Regions from separate parts of the Mus musculus genome. Here region 2 is linked to region 1. A link is a loop called in an ENCODE intact Hi-C map of the cell type or tissue named here. Cell type or tissue: heart. All regions are shown on one strand. Each heading gives the region's core, and the rest is flanking DNA. Links, peaks and the distances in the headings are about the cores only.

Region 1 (10,404 bases), core at 1,535-9,534:
ATTTGTCCTGTTCATTCTTTTTATGTCCCCAGCTCTCTCATTCCTCAACCCCTTTGGGAAGCAAGGGTCAGGAACCCTACTTCCTCCTCGCAGCTCCATCCCCCCACCCCCACCCCCACCCCAGCCCTCAACTCTCTTTTACCACTATCAACAGTTGCCTTTCTCACAACCCTCGATGCCTTCTCTCTGTTCCTCATACTGTTAAAATGCAGCTGTCTGCCCGCTCAAGAACCTGGGCAGCTACGTGGCTACAGAAGAAACACATAGCAATGACACTTGATCTCCCTTCAGATTCATCACCTATCTACAAACCGGTTCCACAGTGCTCATCAACCTACTGCATCCCACCCCACACCCACCCATCACTACCCTATCCCCATTCCATGCCCCACAGACAACGTCTCCCCTCAAGCTTCCAACACCTCCTTCCCATCCTCTCTCAGCTAACAGCCTTGCTTCCGGTTCTCTGAGAACAGAAGAGAAAGCCAACACTCTGCACCTTGCCTATCCACCACCAGGAGCGTGGATTCCTGTGACCAGGCACTGTCCTTGCTCCAGGCTAAGGCCAACCCCCTTCTCTCTCTCTCCTGCATCACTGACTTTTCCCTCTCTACCGGATCCCTCCCACAGCACACCAATTGCTCTACTTTCCCGTCTAACAGAAAACAATAGAGATAGACAGAAAAAGGAGAGCCCACTCTGGCCTCACAGAGCTCTAGCTTCCATGTGTTTTCTTGAAAGTATTGGTTACCTTCACTATACACGGTTCCTCTTGCCTCACCTCTCCTAGACTCGCTCCACTCGGGCTTTCTCCTTCACGCCTTCCACCTAACTACTTGCCAAGGTCACTGTGGACATTCCTGGAGCTACAGCCAATTGATGCTAACCAAAGGAGGCAGCCCAACCTAGGTACTGGCAGCTGCTGCCACACTCCTGCAGTGGCCACACTCCTGCAGTGGCACACGCTTTGCCTAGTCAAGCTCTAGGGCTGTCCTCCCTGTCTCCATTGCTATGCTTTGGGCCTTTTCCCTTCAGTATCCCACCTATTCCCTTGGTGACCTGAGTCAGTCTCCAGCCACCATCTCTACACTGACAACATTGAAGACTTCCCTTCCTTCCGACACACTCACTTCCCCCTAAATGTCATACTCTATCCGATCATTCGACTGGCATTCCCATTTGGATGTCTAAAGAGCATCATGAGTGCAGCAGACTCCAAAGCAAACTCCTTATATGTCTCCCAGCTATGCTTTGCCTTTAAAGGTCCCCCTCTTAGTAAGTGGGAACCTCACCATTCTGGTTGCTAAGGCCAAATGCCTTGGGATTCCTAGATTCTGAATGCTCTCTCCCTTCCTCCTCAGGAGAAACTCTGAATGTCCTCTCTTTGTCACCGACAGATTCGATCCAGACCCCACCACTTCCTAACAGATGCCTCTGTGGTCCACGCCATCATCATCCGTCAAGGCACCTGGATCCAGCTAACAATCCCCTTGATCCTTGCTGCTAATCTGACCTCCTTCCTGCGACCTGCTCTTAAACCTGGGAAGCAACATATCTCCTTACAACTGAGCCATCAGATGCCACTTCTGTAACTGTTCAGACTGCTCAATGGCATCTTCTTCTTGCTCAAGTCATAAAGTCCATAGCAGCTTCCAGGCCACTGTACCAGCCAGGACTATTGCCTCCTGGTCCTCACTACACCTAGTCGTCCTCTCAATGCACCCCAGATCTCTTGGCTTCTTTGCCTCTCTGTATATGGCTGAGTGCTGTTCCTCAGGCACCTGACCTACATAGTGAAGACTTCCCACTACCCTCACCCAGCACATGACCTTCCCAGTTCTCCCAGCAACACCTTGTGCATCTGCCAGTTTACAGGACGTCTATCTTAGGGTCTGCCTGCCTGCCTTTAGAAGGTGAGGTCCTTACAACAGACACAATGCGTATTTTATTCTCTGGTGTTCCAATGCATAGCACACACATACATAGACTCATATCTCTATTCCAGGGCACTTGGGACAGCCTCTAGCTGACAATGGCTCTCCTAACAAGGGCCATTTTTGACAGAGTTTGCTCAGAAAACTGGGCTTCATAAGAAGAGGGAATGAATAGGAAACCCAGACTTTCCCCTTTCTGAACCTAGGCATTGCCAGGGAGATTAGAGAGTCAGATACTTCAGGTCCTGCCTCAGGCCAAGAGAGTTACTTAGCCTGAGTCCTGGCATTCTCATAAGAGGCTGACAAAGCCTACTAGCTTTGTTACCAAAAGGATTAAATTGTCTAATGTCCCTAGGACATGCCCACAGCGCACAGTAGGGGCTTGGTCGATGCTAGCAGTATTATAAGTACTGCCCCTAATCATCATGACCAACCATACTTAGCTACCTTAATGACCAGGCACACTGGCCTGGGAGTTTAGAAAAAAAAAATCTGAGTCTTGACAGCATATCGCCAGGCAAGTCCATGGGTCACAGTTTCCCCCATCTAAACTCTGAGAGAATAAGAGGTGATCTCAGATGACTCCCCAACTCCACTCTACACAGCTGTACTCACAACATGAAGACAACTCACGTCGGTAGGTGCTTCAGAGCAAGCCAGTTTAGCTAGGTCCCCATTCATTGCCGGGCTGGAAGTGAGGTTCCTGAGAGGAAGAGAGACAGAAGAGGAGGTAAAGAAGTTCGTGTTAAGCTCGTGGGGTGGTGGGGCACTGTTGCTCATGCCTTTGATCCTGAATTGGGAAGGTAGGGCACGGTTGCTCACGCCTTTAATCCCAATCCTGGGGAGGCAGGGGAGGCTGATTTCTGTGAGTTTGAGTCTGGTCTACAAAGGGAGGCCCAGGACAGTCATGGCTCTACACAGAGAAACCCTGTCTCAAAAAAACAAAAACAAAAGCAAGACAAAAGAATGCTGAAGTCTGTTGGCAAAATAGGAAAGGGGGGAAGTTATCCCTCCTCAGCAATGTTAACACCACCCAAAGATTAAAAACCTCAGAACTTATTCCTGAAGTTGGTCTGAAAGCTCTAAGGATAAGGAGCCAGGTTGTGCCTGCAGAGCAAATGCCCAGGACATAACACCCACTCCCTTCCTGTACACACAGGGTTAAATTCCCCCCTCTCTTATAGAACAGCATCATGTGGGTCCAGGTCCCTCAGAGGTTCCCAAGAAAATGTCTTCCTCTCCTAGTCCCTGAGGGATTAAAGTTCTTCTCTGGCCAGAATACAACTGGTCCCGGCAGCCCTGCTGATATTTCCTAAAGGACTGGGGACTGGGGGTGGGGGTGATTTTCTAAAACTGAACCCTTCTCAGATGGAGAGAGGCATCCAGGCCGGGAAGCAGGACGGCCTCCCAGCAGCCCTGGTCCTGGGGGTGCATCACACCCACCAGGTGTTTCCAGTGAGAAAAGGGCAGGCTGGAGGGTGGGGTAAGGTAGGGCAGGGCAGGGCAGGGCAGGGCAGGGCAGGGCAGGGCAGGGCAGGGCAGGGCAGGGCAGGGCCTTCAGCTCCAGGCTCAGTGCAGACCACAACAGGCCTGGCCACCACAGTGGGAGAGGGAAGCCAACCACTGGGCCTAGCTCTGCATGCTTCAGGCTGGTGCTCTCTTGTCCCGAAAAGCCTGAGGTGGCCAAATCCCTCATGTCCCTCCAGATCATGTGTCCACTAACCCAAGGAGGCCTCCCTTACATGCAGGCCGGCTATGGGTAAGAAGTGCAACTGAGAAAATGTCTCCAAATAGAAGAATTCTCTATGCAGAAATTAGTTGAAGCGCATCACACTCCTCCTCAGAGGGGAAATCTGTACTGTACAGATTCCAACATACCCCTCCCTGAGGTCCCCGCATGGTGCTCTGCCACATGAGACCTAGCAGTTAAGATCACAGGTTTTAGAATCATACACATCGGGATTTAAATTGAGAGACTCCAGGAAGTCACTCTGGAGCCTTGATTTTCCAATCTCTAAAATGGACTTATCAATCCCTTCCTCCAAATAGCACGGATATGTACTCAATGGACTACAAACTAGTCTGCTGAATAGTATGCCTCTCTAGCATAACACGTATCAACTCTGTAAAGAGAACTACAGTGGGCTGGGGATGTAGCTCAATGATAAAGCACTTGTCTAGCATGAACAAGGCCCTGGGTTCAATTCCTAACACTACACATGCACCACAGACACAGACTCACACACACACACAGAGAGAGAGAGAAGTAACTCCACCATTTGCTACAGAGATGCTCTGGGCCTTAGCCTGGGTTTGCCTGAATTCACCTAAGTAACCTGACAGTAAAGATGATAACCCAAACTTGAGCCCACTTCCTCCATAGCCCCTTTAAGACTTCAAGGAACTATACAAACTCTTCTCAGCCCTTACCTCTCCTCAGGAGTCTTGCTATGCTCTTCCTGGCACTCTGCAGGAATCTCTGCTGTCCCCTCCTGGGACCGTCCTTTGGCAGGGGACTTACTATCCTCCTCTCTGGGGCAGGGGGCACCATAGGTCCTGGGGCCATATCGAGAGCTGCCATCGTGGTTAAAAGTGAGGCGGGAGCCCCAGAGGCGGTCAGGGCTGGCCAGGATCTCTTTCCGTGGCTGCTCCATCTTGGCCAAAATTTCTTCTACTGTACAGGCTGCAAACCGCTCAGAGGAGGGACGGAAAGGGGCAGGGGCCTTCCTCACACCTCCCAGGGCAGCGCACCGAGCTGGGGGTGTGAGAGGGGGCAAGTCTTCTTTCCCAGCATCCTCCTTCCCAGACTCTTGGGTAACGTCTCCTCCAGCGGTTGCTTCAGCTGAAGGCCTTGGTGCAAACGGGAGGGGACGCTTGCTGACCCCATAGGGCTGAGGTCCTGCCAGCATGTTCATCTTCCGGGCAGAAGGCAGCTCAGCCAGGGGACCCCGAGGAGGGCGAGGCCCAACAGGCACCAGGAGGCTGGGTTTGGCAGGCAGAGCTGGCTTGCTGGGCAAGCCCCGGGGTTTGGGCTTGACAGGGGGCTTGGCTCGTGGGTCACCTTCGGAAGGAAGGATTCATTAGGAACTGTCAGAAGAACCATGAGACATAAATTCTTGTGACTCCTGCTGCACCGAATCTTCCACACTCCAACCTTGGAACCCATCGTTCTAGGTGCAAGTCAGTACCGCCTGTTCCAGGAAGGCTTCCTTGGTTTTTCACATCCCATTATATAGCCTACCTTCTCCAAACTCCTACAACGTGGGCTTTGACCCCTTATCCCTCTAGCATCCTATTTTGCTCCTAACACAGGTTCCTATCGAATGAATGAATGGAGCAGATAAGCATACCCACTTGCCTGGCCTCACCATACTGTCAGCCTGGGAACCCGATGGAGCCCTATTTCTTTACACCACATTTCCATAGTGAAGTTTTGACCCTAGCTGAGCTCCCCTTGTACACCCTGCTGCACCTCTTCCTCTTGCCACCTCAGTCATCCAGTTCATTATCAGGAATGCAAGCTTTCTATTGACCTATGTCAAACAGAAGTAAATCTGCCACAGGAAGGAAGAAGGAAAAAAAAAAAAAAAAAACAAGGGCAGAAATCCACCTTCTATATAAGGCATTGTAATGCCAAATAAAAGACCTTGGGAATTACTCACGGCCACAACCTTCTATAATAGAATCTTGTATCACCCACTCATTCAGCTAAGCATTTAAAAAGTCTAGACAGGGAGAAAGAAGGGCACTCCATTCTCCTTCTGTGCCTCAGTGTCTCCTCCTCCAAGGCTCCCTGGAGTTGTCTCAAAGGCTCTGCTTCCATACCGGCTGGGGCTCTACCTCACTCCCACCAGATGCCAAGGCCCGTGAGCACTCATTTCAGACTCACTGCCTCTCACCTCCACTGTCACTCCAGCTACCTGCCGGGACGGAAGAGGGGTGCAGCCTCCACCCCACCCCCGGCCCTCCTCCCAGCCAACGGCCCCACCCTGCACCCAGCACCCATTGGTACCTGGCTCGGAGCCAACAGGCGCCAGCTCCTCCTCCATATCCTGGGGCAGTGGGGAAGCCATGGCTGTGCCTTCCCTGAGAGTGGATCCTTTCATCACATAGGGCACACCCTGCCTGAGAAATAGGAAGCAGTGTGAGCCGGCCGAAGTGACTGAAGACCCAGGGAAGGGAGAGGTGGAGAAGGGAAAGCTGAGAAAGGCAACAGGCTTAGCCAAGGAAGTCTATTTCTAACCCAGGCAGTGTGGGACAGGAAGAGCGAACTCCAGGGGGAGGCCGGGAAGGTTCCCACAGCCACATCCTCAACTCTTGACACGACTCTCCAACCCTTGGCTCTGAACCTCAGTGATCCAGCACAGGAGGGAGCCACCTCCACCCACACCACCCCCAGGATCCGTCCTGTGATACCCTACTTACAGCTCCTGAGGCAACCCTCTCGGGTCAGGGAGCCCCACTAGAGGTGTCCACTCTGAGCGGAGCAAGAAGGCCAGAAACTCTCAAGTCTCTGGAATCACCTCATGGGACGGGAAAAACCCGCTCCTCCCCAACCTGGGGCTCCGCCCCACAGCCGGCCCCCCTCTTCCCATTCTCCTCCCTCCCTCCACGGCTGGGAGTGGCTCCCTACCCCCCCCCCATTCTCCTTTCACATCCCTGCCCCCCTCCAGCACTCAAGAGCTGTCTCATCCAAACACAGGGACATAAGAAATAAAAAGTAAGCATCTGGAATACATTTTTTTCCCTTTAATTTCTCAATCGTTTTGGCTTCAGCTTGGAATTTGATGAGGTAAAGCCAGGGCCTAGTCCTGTTACCATAGCAATGGCCTCCCACTGGATTTCCAGGGCCTAGCCAAGGGGAAGGAGGAGCCGGCCCAGGATGGGCAGGGAGGACAGACTGGGCTTGATTGCTTGTGGGGTGGGGGGTGTAACTGAGAGGAAAACTCCCTGGGGTTGCCCCTTCCAGGACAGTCAGGGAGGGACCTGCAAAAGCCTGTGACATAGGAATGGGTGTGCACCCTAAAGGAGTTTTGAGGGGTCAGAAGAAACTAAACCAGATGATAGCCACATGGTAGTAGCCTGTGCCAGGAGCCTCTGGAGCTGATATTGTAAGATCTAACAACTAAATGGGTCTGTCACTTCAGAGCTGTGCGACTAGTCTAAGGCATACTGCTTAAAAAAAAAAAAAAGTATTAAATGAGTTTCAAGTCAAACAATGCATGCAAAATACCAAGCCTGGAAGTGGTAAGTAACAGTTGGCCATTATTAATGTGACTCCATTCAGTGTCTCCCATGAGCTAACTAGCATCCTTGGTAACCACCTCTACCTACCTCTCCCCCTACCGTAGGCTGCGTCTCTAGACCATTCCTTCATGTCCCCCCCACCTCAAATTCTTCAGGCCTTCCACCCCCTCAGTTCCCACCCTGGCTGCTGAAGCACCCTCCCACTCTCAAGCCCCCCCTCCGGCTCTGGTGGTGACTAGTGAACACTGCTCCTCTGGTTCAAGAGCAAGGGAGACATGCCAAACACATGGAATGCACAGAGCCCTGGAGGGCAACCCAACCCTCTCCAACCTCAAGGCTCCCCTCCCACTCCAGCTGCTCTGAGAAGACAGTTCTCAATTCTAAGAGACCTGTGGTGCCCAGCCTTTGCAAAAGATGTCCCCATCCGCTTGACCCTGTCCCAGCTTATTTAAAGAGGGTACAGACAGTAACTCCGTCAATGTCAAAAGGCTGATCAGCCAACTACCAGGGGCTGTTTTCCTTGTATGTGGGTGAATAACGCTTGAAGGCGGAGAGATGACAGAAAAATTAAATTAAATTAAAAATATATACAAGATTGCTTGCTTGTCCTTGAACATTATTACAAGGGATATGGTGAAGGTGGTTAGAAATGGAGAAAAACTAGTCCAAAACAGAAAAACCCTCTCACCTGCGGTTGAGATAGGGGCTTGATGGACACCTCTGAGGTTAGAAAGAGCTGCAGAGATGAAAACAGGCTCCGAGTCCCCAACAGGGGAGGCGGTTACAGTACACAGGCCCCAGCCAGGAGCCCCAGGTAACCAAGGCCATGTCCATAAGCTGCAGAATCGCAGTACCTCAAGAACTCCCCACTCTTAGTGGTCTAGGGAAATCAGGCAGCCCTGGGAGTAGAGGCTGCCCCCAAAGAATGGAAAGGAGCTATGTAGCCCCAGCCCTGGACAGACACTCAGAAGGGCCTGAGGGCAAGCAGGGTCGTCCCTAAAGGTCTACCACTGGATGTTCAGCTAGTGCGATCAGGAGGGCTAAGTGTTGGAAGAGGGGGGCCAACAGGAAGATGGAACAGCCCAGGGCAAGGGGCTGTTTGGAGGGCCTCCGTGGGGAGCTTACGGACACCGAGCGGCTAGCCGAAGAGGAGGAGCAGACGAGGGTGGAGAAGGAGGGGGCGGCAGCAGCGGAAGACTGAGCGAGATGCCAAGCAGCCCTCGAAGGAACAGACGGAGGACTGACGACGAGGACTCGGTGGGGGCGGCCTAGCGTGGATGGGGGCGTGCCGTGGGAGCTAGGGAAGGGGGCCGGTGAGGGCAAGGAGGGGGTCCCTCGAGCAGCTCCGCCCGCCCCCGGCCCCGCCCCACCCTCGCCTCTCCCCGCTTTCTTCTGGCTCACTGCACGGACGCCTTCCACCCCCGCACACACGCGCCAGCTCCGCAGCGCCCGAGCGCCCCAGGCCCTCGCAAACTTTCCTGGTGACCCCCTCCCACCGCTGCCGCCCCAATCTAAGGTCCCGGCTGCTAGGCGCCGGGTTCTTTCCATGCCCTTCCCCGCCCCCATCCCCAGACCCCGCCTCCTCCGGCTGCCGCGCACTCACGCGCTCCCCCGGGACCGGCTCCACTCAGCGAGGCACCCCGACGCCAGTGACCGCTGCTGCCGCCGCCGCCACCGTCACCGCGGGACCGAGCCAGTGCAAGCCCCGGGGCCCCTCCCCTCGCTCCGCCCAGAGACACGCCCCCATGTTGCTCATGAATATTCATATAGGAAACCGGGAGTAGGAAAACGAAGCTGAAACAGAGTCGGGCGCACCATATGCAAACAAGCACAGATCCCACATAATTATTCATGACCTTGTAAATGAGGGGCCGGTCCTGATTCAGATTTAGGCGAAACTGACGCAATTTTACCCCAGCGCCACCGAGATGACTGCCTAGAGAGGAAACCGCCCTGGACAGCTTTCCCTGAGCCTACACTGATTACAGCACCATAGAGCGCGGGCAGCACGAAGGGAACTGTTGGCGGACTGAAGAGTCTTCCTGTTACACCTGAGCCTCCTGAGAGCGGCAAACGACGTGGCCACCCCCACGTGGATAAATTCTGATTGAGAGCCGCTGTGACAAGTGGGGTAGTTTTTTCCCTCCTGTTATGTCTCCTTTAAGATCTTTTAAATACAGTTACCAAACACAAAGTGGTGTAGCCCTCCCTTGCCAGAATCTTCTTACACTTAACTTCACAAACATGCACAACTCATTTTCTACAATCCTCCTGACTCAAGTTTCCACTCTACGCTAGAAAGTCGATCCTCATTCTATTATCTCAAGCCTTGTAAGACCCTGACTCATAAGGTGATTTTAAAAGGAGCTCAGAGCCGCCGCCGCCGCCCCCCTCTGTTGGCTAATGGAGTGGAGTGAACTATGAGAGGCTTCCTAATCAGATCAGTACTCATTTCTTGACTCTCATGTGGCACAGTTCCCCAGACAAGGGTGAAAACCAATGCTTGTCCGGCTGGAAAGGACACGATGTACCTGGAGACTTGCTTCCCAGCTGGGCAGGCAGGAGGGCCCTGCCGGTCAGGGAAGGTAAACACCACATGCAAATTGGGAAAGGAGACATAAGGACATCGTTTCCAAAGTCATTTCCCTTTATTAAATTGTTTTCACAGACCAGAAATACAAAATAAAAGTAGAAATAGGCCCCTATTAGGAGCTACAGGCCTGACTTGGCATGACCCCTGCTGCAGCAACTTGAACAGGACAGGAAGCAGCTTTTACTACAGTCAGAAAGTAGGAAAGTAGGCTGAGGACTTGGGTCCTTCAATGCACTGCGAGTAGAAGACAACACACTCCTACCGAGTCTCTCTCCAGATTGCAAGGAGCCTTCCTTGCAAAGCAGCAGAGGTTAGGTGCTTCCCTCAAAGCCTCAGGGCAGTGGAAGCCACCAAGAGCAGTTACTCAGATGGCACAGAATCCAAGGACTATGTGAGAGACTGGAGCTGTGACGAGGTGGGAATTCCCTCCTTTATTCATCAGATCCCGAGGCAGAGTCCTCTGAGCTTGGAGGGGTACTGGCTAGCTCCTCTTCAGAGTCCTGAAAAGCAAAGTTCTTTTAGGGTAAATGTGTCCCAGCCAGGTGGGAAGAGGGCTGCTAAGGCCTAGCTCTTCCTTCAACTCCTGAAATCACCAAAACCTCACAAGTCCACCCGCCCACTCCAACTCAT
Region 2 (10,404 bases), core at 948-8,947, 47 kb before region 1:
GAGTGTGAATCCAGGCAGCCGCCTTCAAGGCCGCTCATTCAGAACCATGGGTACCAATGACAGACAGGGCGAAGGCAGCATGTGCCTTGGTGATAGACAGACACCAACTGGCACTACTTGTCTTTCTTCCACCAGCATTCTGACCCCAGACTTGTCTTCATCTGTGAAAACAAACAGACAAATGGCCTGGGGAAGTGGTTCTCTTGGGAAAGTGTTTGCCATGTAAGTGTGAGGGCCTGAGTTCAATTTCCCTGAACCTGAATAAAGAGAGCAGGTGTGGTGGCACACACTTGCATGTAGGGTTGTGGGTCCCATGTCTGCTCCACCACAGGACACAGCCACTTTGCAGAATCACCTAAGCCTCAGATGTGTGCCCACCAAGTGTCTGGGTCTCCACCTTCTCTACCTTACCAAACTTCTTGGCATGGATTTACATCCCACACTTGTGATTAACATGCTAGGGAGGAGAGAACAGGTAGACCCCTGGGGCTCAGTTTCCAGCCTTGCTGAATAGCAAGATTCAGGTAAAAACCAGAGAGCTTATCTTAAAAAATGGTGTTGGCGATATTGAGGGATAACACCACACACACAATACATGCACATGCACGCACACACACACACACACACACACACACACACATTTTAAAGATCAATAATGATGCCAACCATGCAAGCTGACACCCCACCTCCACTCTCTATTTTCGTATTGCTTAGTCACATGTTAATAAAGGCTGCACAGCCACTAAGCACATGAACAATTCTCTCTAAGCATCTTCGCTGCAGCCCTAGACACACCTAGGACTATTCATTGTTTTTAAGACACGAAGAGAACTGAAGTTCAGGGAAGCCAGACAACCTCCATTGTCATATACCGATCACCAGCCCACTATACCAGTCATCATTTAATATGATAATATGGTATCATCACATTATACCATATCTATAGAGTGAAGATAGCATCATAGTGCAGGAAAGAAGGTGAACACAGAACTGGGTCCTCAGAAAAGAATGCTGTCGAGGCTCTACAGAAAGGACATCTCGTGACCAAGAGGGAAGCTGTCTCTATGGGCCAGCCTTCCAGCACTGTGTACCCAGCTCTGCTCCCGACATGCCCTTCCTTCAGGAGCTCTGTTAAGAAGGCAAAAACTTATGAGTGATGCCTTCTACTTCCGGGACATGAGAACAGAGGTATTCTAGTTACTCACTCTTGCTATGACAAAACACTAACCAAAACCAAATTGGAGAAGAAAGAGTTTGTCTTAACATATCATCCAGGGAGCCAAGGCAGGAACTCAAGGCAGAGACATGGAGGAACACTGCTTTCTGGCTTGTTTTCCATGGCGTGCTCAGGCTGCTTTGTATACAACTTAAGACCATCTGCCCAGGCATGACACCACCTAGGCTGGGCTAGGCCCTTCCACATCAATCACTAATCAAGACAATTTCCCAGAGACATGCCCATGGGTTGATGTGGTTAAAGCAGTACCTCAATTGAGGTTTCCTCTTCCCCCAAGAAACTCTAGCTTGTGTAAGTGTTGACAAAAAATTGAACACAGAAAGGTGGACACCAGATCTAAAAGTGATCAGGAGGTCTAAGGGATGGTCAGAGAATGAAGCAAGTAGACAGAGAGTCTGGAAAGAAATTTTATTTGTTTAGCTTTAGGTTTTTCCATTTTCTACCAGTAGGGAGATTAAAGTGGCCCTTCTAGAAGCCATCCTCTTTCTATCCTATTTATACTTACATCTTATGTTACCTCAAATTTTAACAACTTAAGGTAGCTATTGTATTCTGTACCTGTATGCCGTGGGTTAGAAGTTTGGACAAAGCATGAATGATATGGCCCGAAGGATGACATGTCTCAGCTCCATCATGTCAGGAACCAAGTAAAGTGGAGATTTCTGGTGTGTCATGTGATACAGACTCACAGGATGTCTTGCTGAAGCAAACTCACATGCTGTTTTGCCGAGGCAAGACTCATGAGAGGACATGTAATGTTTGGAGAGAGTATATGTAGGACTCAACAGATAGTGACTGGGGTGCTTGCAGAGCTAGTGGTTCAACTCATTGGTCTTGCATCTTCACTGTTCTTCACTTTGTTGAAAGAGGCACAGCAGAAAACTCCTGGCATTTTGGCTGGTCCTGCCAACTCTTGCCAATTTGGTGGAAGCCTGGTGGTTTCTGCTGGATCTTGCCACCATTGCTGATTTGTGTTTGGTTATACTTTTGAACATAACTGTTAGTATTCTGAAGCGCTGGTATCCTGACAAACAGAAATTAAAATCACCCCCAAAGAACTACTTCTAAACAAGTCCATATCCCCTTGTCCTATTTACCATCTCTTCGCCCCTGCCTTTGGATGGTGGGCTAGAAAGGCGGTCAAAGCATTTGAGAACCCTTACTAAAGTAGGTTTTGAAAAATCTAAGTCTACAATCAAGAATGGTTTGAATCTGAGGTTGATGTTATCTGGCTTTGTCCAAGAATATTCTAGGAACCCCAGATAGTGAGACTTACAAGCGTCTGTGCATGACTAACATGTCAAGGCAGTTCATCTCACCGGATGGTGGCCTCAGGGATATGAAGAGCTCTCCGATGGTAGCTTTCTTACCCTGTTGTCTATTAGCATGCCTGAATATCATAGAGTGTGTAGCTTCTATTAAAAGAAGAGGTTTATTTAGGCTGCCACCCACGGGGCTTGGGCCCTGAAACTCTGACTATTGGGCAGCAAGGAAATGAAAAACGGAGAGCCACGTCAACAAAAGAGCTGGAGTCGGGAAGGCAGTATGTGCTCTAATGGGATGCAGCTACTTTCACCTCAAACTGGAAGGTGGCAGTTCTCTATAGGTGTGCAGCCTCAGGCTGGAAACGCTCTGAAGGAAAGGAGGTTACACTTGGTAGTATTTGCACTCAGACCTCTAGGAAACCTTTCACCAACCCTCTTAGCCCAGCCCATATGGGAAATGGCTTTGGCAATCTCCCATGGGTTCTAGTCTTTCTTTGTCATGACTGTGCCTGTGTCAACAATACATATTCACTTGGGATGTCAGTCTCTCGGGCCTTCTTCTGTTCCCTACAATTTATCTCCTACTCCAGAGGCCTGGCAATCCAAGAGTGGGTTACCAACTTCTGATGAGGGCCTTTTACAGTATACATCTTTACATGGTGCATAGCATCATGTGGTAAGACCAAGCATGTTGGCTTGGGTCTCCCTCTTCCTTCAAATGTATTAATATTCCCAGGTATCCCTTCATGGTATCATCTAATTCTAATCACCTCCAAAAGGCCCCACATCCAGATACCATCAGCATTTAAGTTTGCAATTAAGACCCTAACAATGACCCTGAGCACCTTAAAACAAAAATTGAGACATGAAAGAGTACACACCAAGTGGTTTCTTTTCTCAGCATCCAAGGGAGGACAGAAGCTGCCCCCTAAGGTTCAGAGGCAAAACAGGAGCTTGTGGTCTTCTCTAAAGCTTTGTGCAATGGTGGCTTCACTATTGTATTTATGACATGTGAAGAATTAATCAGGCTCTGAACTAAGATGCTTGCAGCGGCCACGGCACCTTATACTTCAAATACAAATGTTTTTGAAAGGGCTGGGAACTGAGCTCAATAACAGAGCACAAGCCTAGCGCTCAAGGATCTTCTACAGAGAAAATAAAAGGGACGGGGAGATAAGAGAGGATACTAGGATGAGGAATGTGATCAAAGTATGTTGTTATGTATGAAACCATGAAAGAATAAATGAATAAACGAGCAAATAAAAAGAAGGTTAAATGATTAAAGTACATTGTACAAAATCCTCAAGGAACCAAGAAAAATATTTTCTACTTAAAACAAACAAACAACACGAAAAAACCAGCCAGCATGACTTTCCGTCCATTCTTGCCCTCCCCTGACCCCCACCAACCTTACATGCCTTAGGAAAGCAGATTCCCAAGCCACCCCACTCTGGCTGAGAGAAGCAATTCAGGGTGCCTCTATCCAGAGTGGAAATGTCTCCTCCCACCCCCACTTCCTCTGGTTTTCAGAATCCTGCAGGGAGGGCAGGGCCTGTAGTTTGTGTTGGGCTCACCCTCATTATGGAGAAGGAAAGCAGCAAGCAGAGGCGGCAGGGGAAGGTCAGTGGGAACCAGGGGCAGCAGCACTGGCCCTGGACCTTCTGAGACGCGGTGAGTTTACTAAAGGCAGAAGGCTGATGCTTGGTTTTTCTCCTCCCCTCCACACCCATAAAACTGTGCTCAGTGTGGGCTTTGTGTAGTCACGTCTGTTAAGTGCAAGTTTCTGGAAAGTTTCTGATAAGCTTCCAGGACCCACCCAGCTGGGCAAGGATCCCGTAGAGCCCAGGCAGAGGGCCAAAACTGACCCTTCCTTGGGGTGTGGCTCCAATGACCAGTACCAGTGGCTGTAGACTTGAAAGATCATATGCCTCCCTCCCAGAGTGGCCAGAGCATGGGGGACAGGAAGTTTGCTTTCCAATGAGCTTTCCCAGACCAAAAACAGCAGCAAGCACTTGTAAGTCCTAACGTGGGAAGCCCAATCCTGATACCCAAGGCATTCCCTCATCTAACTCCGCCCCTTCACTACCGCCTAGATCCACTTCCCTCTTTTCCACAGTCACCGAGCTAGAGGCTCAGGTGGGTTCTCTAAAATGTCTATGTTGTAGCCTCTAGTCCTTGAGCCTGTGACTAGATTTGGAGACAAGGCCTTTAAAGCCTTAGGACTGCTAGAATGGGCCCTCCTCCTCCAGCTAACTGGTGTCAGATTCAACAAGGAAATTTGGACAAAGAGACACTAAGGACACACACGCAAGACCACATGGGGCACAATGAGAAATTCCCCCATCTGGAAGCCAAGGAGAGAGGCCTCAGAAATTCAACCTACTAACATTTTGAGCTTGGATTTTCAACCTCCAGAGTCACCAGGAATTTAATTTCTATTAAGTCTGGGCATTTTTTTTTTATTATGTCCCTGACAACCTAATGTAAGCCCTGCCTTTCTGAGAGTTACACATTTTTACACCCAACCTTCGTATAAACTGAATTCCCTCAGGGAGCTCTTCTCTCCATTCTCCTCTGATGTAATGACTAACTCTACATTCCAGGCCTTCCTTGTTAACTCATCAGTGGCAAACCCTTCAAGCTTCATAAGTCAGTTGTTTTGATGAGTCACACATGGTCCAGCCATCCCCTCAACCCTTAACCCCTGGAGACATACTCCAAGGCCCCTAGTGGGCGCCTGAAACTACAAACACTACTGAACTCTGTACTTTTCATATATGTACAATAGAATTCAGATTATAGGTTATTTGTAGTAAGAGGTTAATAGCAATCTGTAATAATGAGGTTGTTGATGATAGCATTTTGGAATAAAGGATATATTTTCCCTCCCTCAAAATATTCTATTGCCTCTACTCACCTAACTTCTTATGATGTCAAAAACTAAGGAAAGCACTTCCCAGCCTCTTGGGCATATCTAAGCTGTCAGCATCACCAGTCTTGTCCTCTGAGATATTAAATAAAATTAAAGATGACTTGAACACAATTGTCAGGTGAGTAGTATATACAGTGTGTATACACTGAACCAGATGATTCCTGTCCCAGGCAAGACGGAGCAGGACAGCACAAGATTTCATACTGCTACTCAGAACAGTGTGAAATTTAAAGCACATGAACTATTTATTTCTAGAATCTCCCATTTACTAGTTTTAGACCACAATCAAATAAACATATGGAAAATGAAACCATGGGCAAGCTGACTACTATATATCTGTGGCCATCCTAAGCTCTATGACATCATAGTTTGTTTACCTCTTGTAACCTTTCTTACTAGACCTTGACCCTAGAGACTCAGCTGTATCTTGCTCTTCATCATCTCCCAAGGATGAATAATCGATGAACTAATAAAACAAATGTTGGCTTTGATTGAACTTGGGAGTCTGATGAGTATATCAGCTTCTCCCCTCAGCATTTCCTTAGACCCCACAGCACACCTTTTGGTGTATTCATCTTCTTCCTATGCAAATTCTAAGACCATTCTAGGGTCAGGAGAATTAGCAGTGCCCTAGAGAGTGTATAGGACAAAGCAGAAGTCCAGGGAAGAGCAGTACTTAACTAGAGATGTGGGTTGACTGTGTTAACGGTAGTGCAGGATGCCAGGCATGGAACATTGCAGACTTGGGGGAGGCCCTTACCACCTTTCCACCATCTGTCCCCACAAAGCCTGAGTCAACAGCTCCCCTCCCTCTCACTCGGGGTAAAGCGATCCCTAAACAGTTGACAAATCTTTAGAAGTATGCTTATATGATAGTGTGGCATGGCTGTAATATGGTATGAAGCTGAGGCAGAGGGATCAATAGTTTGAGGCCAGCGTGGGCTATACAGTGACATGTCTCTGAAAAGAAAGGAAGTGGTGAAGAAAGGCAAGGAGGAAAGGGGAAAATCAGAAGGAAGAAAGGAAGGAAGGGAGAGAGGGAGGAAAGGAAGGAAAGAAGGAAGATGGGAAATAGGAGTGAAGGAAAGAAGGGAGGAAGGGACAGAGGGAGGGAGGGAGGGACAGAGGGAGGGAAGAAGGGACAGAAGGAAAGAGGAAGGGAAAAAGAAAAAGGAAAGCAGGAAAAAAAAGAACAGGAGTAGGGAGAGTGTCTGTGTCTGTGTCTGTGTCTGTGTCTGTGTCTGTGTCTGTGTCTGTGTCTGTGTGTGCATGTGTGTAATGGAGCTCTAGAGAGAGTTGGGAAGAAGGAATGCTGAATCTTGGGGTGGGAAAAAATCCTACCTGTGTGGTGAGGAAAAGCTAGAATCCTCTGAGAGCCTAGAGAGCAATAGAAATAGCAACATCAGATCCAGAAAGGCCTAGTTTACAGCTTAGGGCTTTTCACTGAAGAAATGAGGCAGGCATTCAGATGAAAGGGTCTGTCTGGCATCAATGGCTCCTCTTCCATGGAGTACTACCTCTCTCTCTCTCTCTCTCTCTCTCTCTCTCTCTCTCTCACACACACACACACACACACACACACACACACACACACACCTCGGCCCTAATGGTGAATGCAAATCACAGAAGGCATTTTGTCCATTGCCAGGCTGGCTGGGGTTAATGAGAGAAAGAGCTGTTTCCGGAAAACAAAGGTCTGGGTCAATAGATCTAGCGCAGCAGCTATTGATCAGCAGGGCAAAGGCTCTCAGAGGAGGCTCGGTGCTTCTATTAGACCTGGGAACCCAGCTGCCCTGCAGGAAAGACAACCAGTGCCTGGAAAGGCCTTTTGTAAGCATGTCCTAGGCCACCATCCTAGAAGCACAGCGTCCTTCTCACCACCCCCGGGGCCTCCTCAAGGTCAGACTCAGAAGCATAGAGCTGGAAAAGATCCCAAGGGTTGCCCCATTCAGTTCTTTATCTGAAGTCTGTGTTAAAAAAAAAAAATTTCAGCCAAGAGTGGGGCTATAAAAGATTCACTCGGAATTTAGCACTTCTTTTCAACATAAACATAGCCAAGGAGACACATGAAACTAGGAGGACCCAGCCTGTCCTTTCTCGTTATGAGGAACAGGCTGAGCACCGAGGCTCAGACAGGCCTCTGCCCTAGCATTTGACCAGCTGAGACAGGAAGAGCGTGAGTTTTAAGTCCACCTGGGCTATATAGTAAAACCATGTTTCAAAAAACAAGCCTCCCTCCCCTGAGCGGTGTGCACAGTGACACATACTTCAGAGACAGGCGTATCACTGTGAGTTCGAAGCCATATCGAGTTCCAAGACAGCCAGGACTACACAGACAGATCCTGCCAGTACAAACAAACAAACAAACAAAAGAATGGCATTTGTCAGGGGTGAGAGGGGATGAGAGAGGGCAATGGACGTAAAAAGGACCAAAATAAATTACATACATACATAAAAGAGCAAAAACATCATAGATTTTTAAAAATTAAAAATGGAGGCTGGAGAGATGGCTCAGCAGGAACATTTGCTGCTCTTGCAGAGAATCCAAGTTCAGTTCGTGACACCCACGCATCAGCATAAAACTGTCCAAAATTCCAGTTCCACAGATCCTACATCTTCTTCTAACCTCTGTGGACACAAGATTTGCATACAGTACATATGCATACATGGAGACAAAACACTCATACATATAAAATAAGTAAATCTGAAACCAACAGATAACGGCAGGTATTTCATAGTTTGGTATGGTCATCGTGCAATTCACAAAACAGCATTATTACCTCAAAGTGACAGTTCTAGATCTTCGTGTTTGTTTGTTTTGGTCTCATGATTGCGTACATGTGTGCTCACGTGTGCATCAGGAAAGGGAGCGCACGAGCCACGGCACACGTGAGAAGGAGAGAAGACAATTAGTGGAGTTACTTCTCTCAGTTCACCTTTACGTGGATTCAGATAAAACTCGGGTCGCCGCAGGCTTACACGTAACTCTGAGCTGTCTCGCTTGCCCTAGACTTGATTGTTGAATGCATTACATGCACCGCTAAATACAAATATATTTCTTTAATATTTTGAGAACTTTTTCAGTATAATTAATTTGTTACAGTTCTTTTTTTTGTTTTTTGTTTTTTGAGACAGGGTTTCTCTGTATAGCCCTGGCTGTCCTGGAACTCACTTTATAGACCAGGCTGGCCTCGAACTTAGAAATCCGCCTGCCTCTGCCTCCCAAGTGCTGGGATTAAAAGTGTGCGCCACCACGCCTGGCTTATTTGTTACAGTTCTGTTAACATATACTTACTATATACAATAACGGGTATCCTTATGACATTTTCATTAGGCATATAATGTATTCTGGCCATATTTACACACCCATTACTCTTTCTTGTCCCCCTCTTACACACCTACTGATCACCTTCCTCTTCCTAGGTAAACCATCCTTCTTATGGTATTTTATTTTACCAGCTTGCCAGAAGAGCCCATGACACACTCAGACGCACACGTTTAAAAAAAAATGCTAAGAACGTCTACAGCTTGAGAACAAGTGTTACTGCTCCTGAGAGTATACACAGATGGTGGATAGATTACTGTGTAGAAGTGCAAATGAAAAAATAGAATAATAATAGCACTCCTCATCATGACTGAGCCAGTGAGCCTCCTAACAACCTTAGGAGGAGGGAAAGCCATCGTCCCCCGTTAAATGGGTCAGAAAACCAAGGCACAGAGACTTGACTTGGTTTACCCAAAGCTGCATCTGCACCTGGAACTCTTCTTCTCTAGGATTCTCTGAACCTGTTTGCTGAAGTGTGCTTTGGTGTGAAACTCTGGGATTACAGACCAGGGTTGAAGTCCAGCAGACTATACAACTTGACTTCACTACACACATCACAGTTGTCAACCACAACCTGAAGGCAGAAATACTACATCCATCCAGGGGTCACATGTGACTACATATGGTATGGAAAGAAAGGAAGCACACAGCACATAGCCTGGGACCTGGAAAGTGTTGGGTAACTTTGTTTTTAGTAAGGAAAGCTAAACATAGTCTCGTTTAGAACGGCTGGCTGTAGGTGTCTATTCAAAGTAACCACCAGAAATAAGATTAAAGGATGAAGACTGGAGCCCAGGTCCAAGCAACTAGCAAAATGGATATTTGCTAAGGTGAACAGATGTGTGGTGGGGTTTTGTTCCTTTGGAGAATGGTGTGGGTGGGGAATAGGTTCAAACTGAAAGTAAATGCATGAAAATATTAGTCCTTCATAATTTCCGTCCCACAGAGTACAGTGTGGGGCCAGCATGATGGCTCAGCAGGTCAAGGTCCCTGCTGCCAAGTTTCAGTTGATACAGTGTTTGCCTAGTACTCATGAGGTTTGATCCAAAGAACTGGCTAGCAAACACCTGTAATCCAAGCACTTGGGAGGTGAGGGTCATGCTCTGTTATGTAACCAGTTTGAGAGCAACCTAGGATACATGAGATTCTCTGTCTCTATTTCTCTCTGTCTCTGTGTCTGTGTCTGTATCTCTGTCTCTCTGTCTCTGTCTCTCACACACATACACACACACACACACACACACACACACACACACACACTTGCACAGAATGGGACAGGAAGAATACCTTCACAGTGGAGAACATTAGCGAGCACTCCACGGGTCCACAGGCCATCTGGTTAAAGTGAAGTCAACTGATAAATCACTGTGATAGCAAGTGCTTTCGATGTGAAAGATACAAGAATGCCAACTCACCTCCGACGCCAAAGACTCATAACCCCAGTTCAATCAGGAGAAAAATCTCTGACAAACTCAAATAAAACATTCTACAATTGCAAGGTGGTCATCAAAAACAAGGAGAGTCTGAGAACCTGTCATTGTCAGGCCTAAGGAGACACAACATCTTATCTAATGTGCTCTTAGATAGGATCCTGAAACAATTTTTTTAAAGGACATTAGGTGGGGCTGGAGAGAGGTCTCAGTAT

The links. Peaks named below come from ENCODE experiments on the same cell type or tissue, not always from the same donor. Only the 100,000 strongest peaks of a DNase experiment are listed, where the experiment ranks them.
Region 2: a loop joins it to region 1, with 5 times the contacts of the local background. A loop is called at or near these places in 5 of 42 quality-filtered maps.

What each region holds. Positions count from the first base shown.
Region 1 is chr2:85,046,516-85,056,919 of GRCm38, reverse strand. It overlaps Tnks1bp1 (tankyrase 1 binding protein 1), which reads right to left and starts at 6,460. Exons shown (of 12, transcript NM_001081260.2): 1 at 6,360-6,460; 2 at 5,947-6,059; 3 at 4,365-4,995; 4 at 2,568-2,637. The coding sequence starts at 6,040. Ssrp1 (structure specific recognition protein 1) reads right to left here. Exons shown (of 17, transcript NM_182990.4): 17 at 9,806-10,274. The coding sequence ends at 10,206. In heart, for the core only: a CTCF peak has its summit at 6,318; DNase peaks (open chromatin) are centred at 6,459, 6,799, 8,399, 8,959 and 4 weaker places; H3K4me3 peaks cover 3,896 bases; H3K27ac peaks cover 4,176 bases.
Region 2 is chr2:85,092,946-85,103,349 of GRCm38, reverse strand. No RefSeq gene overlaps it. Among named protein-coding and RNA genes, the nearest start is that of 4930443O20Rik, 12 kb to the right of the region's middle. In heart, for the core only: no CTCF peak of the experiment used is centred there; a DNase peak (open chromatin) is centred at 4,329; H3K27ac peaks cover 985 bases.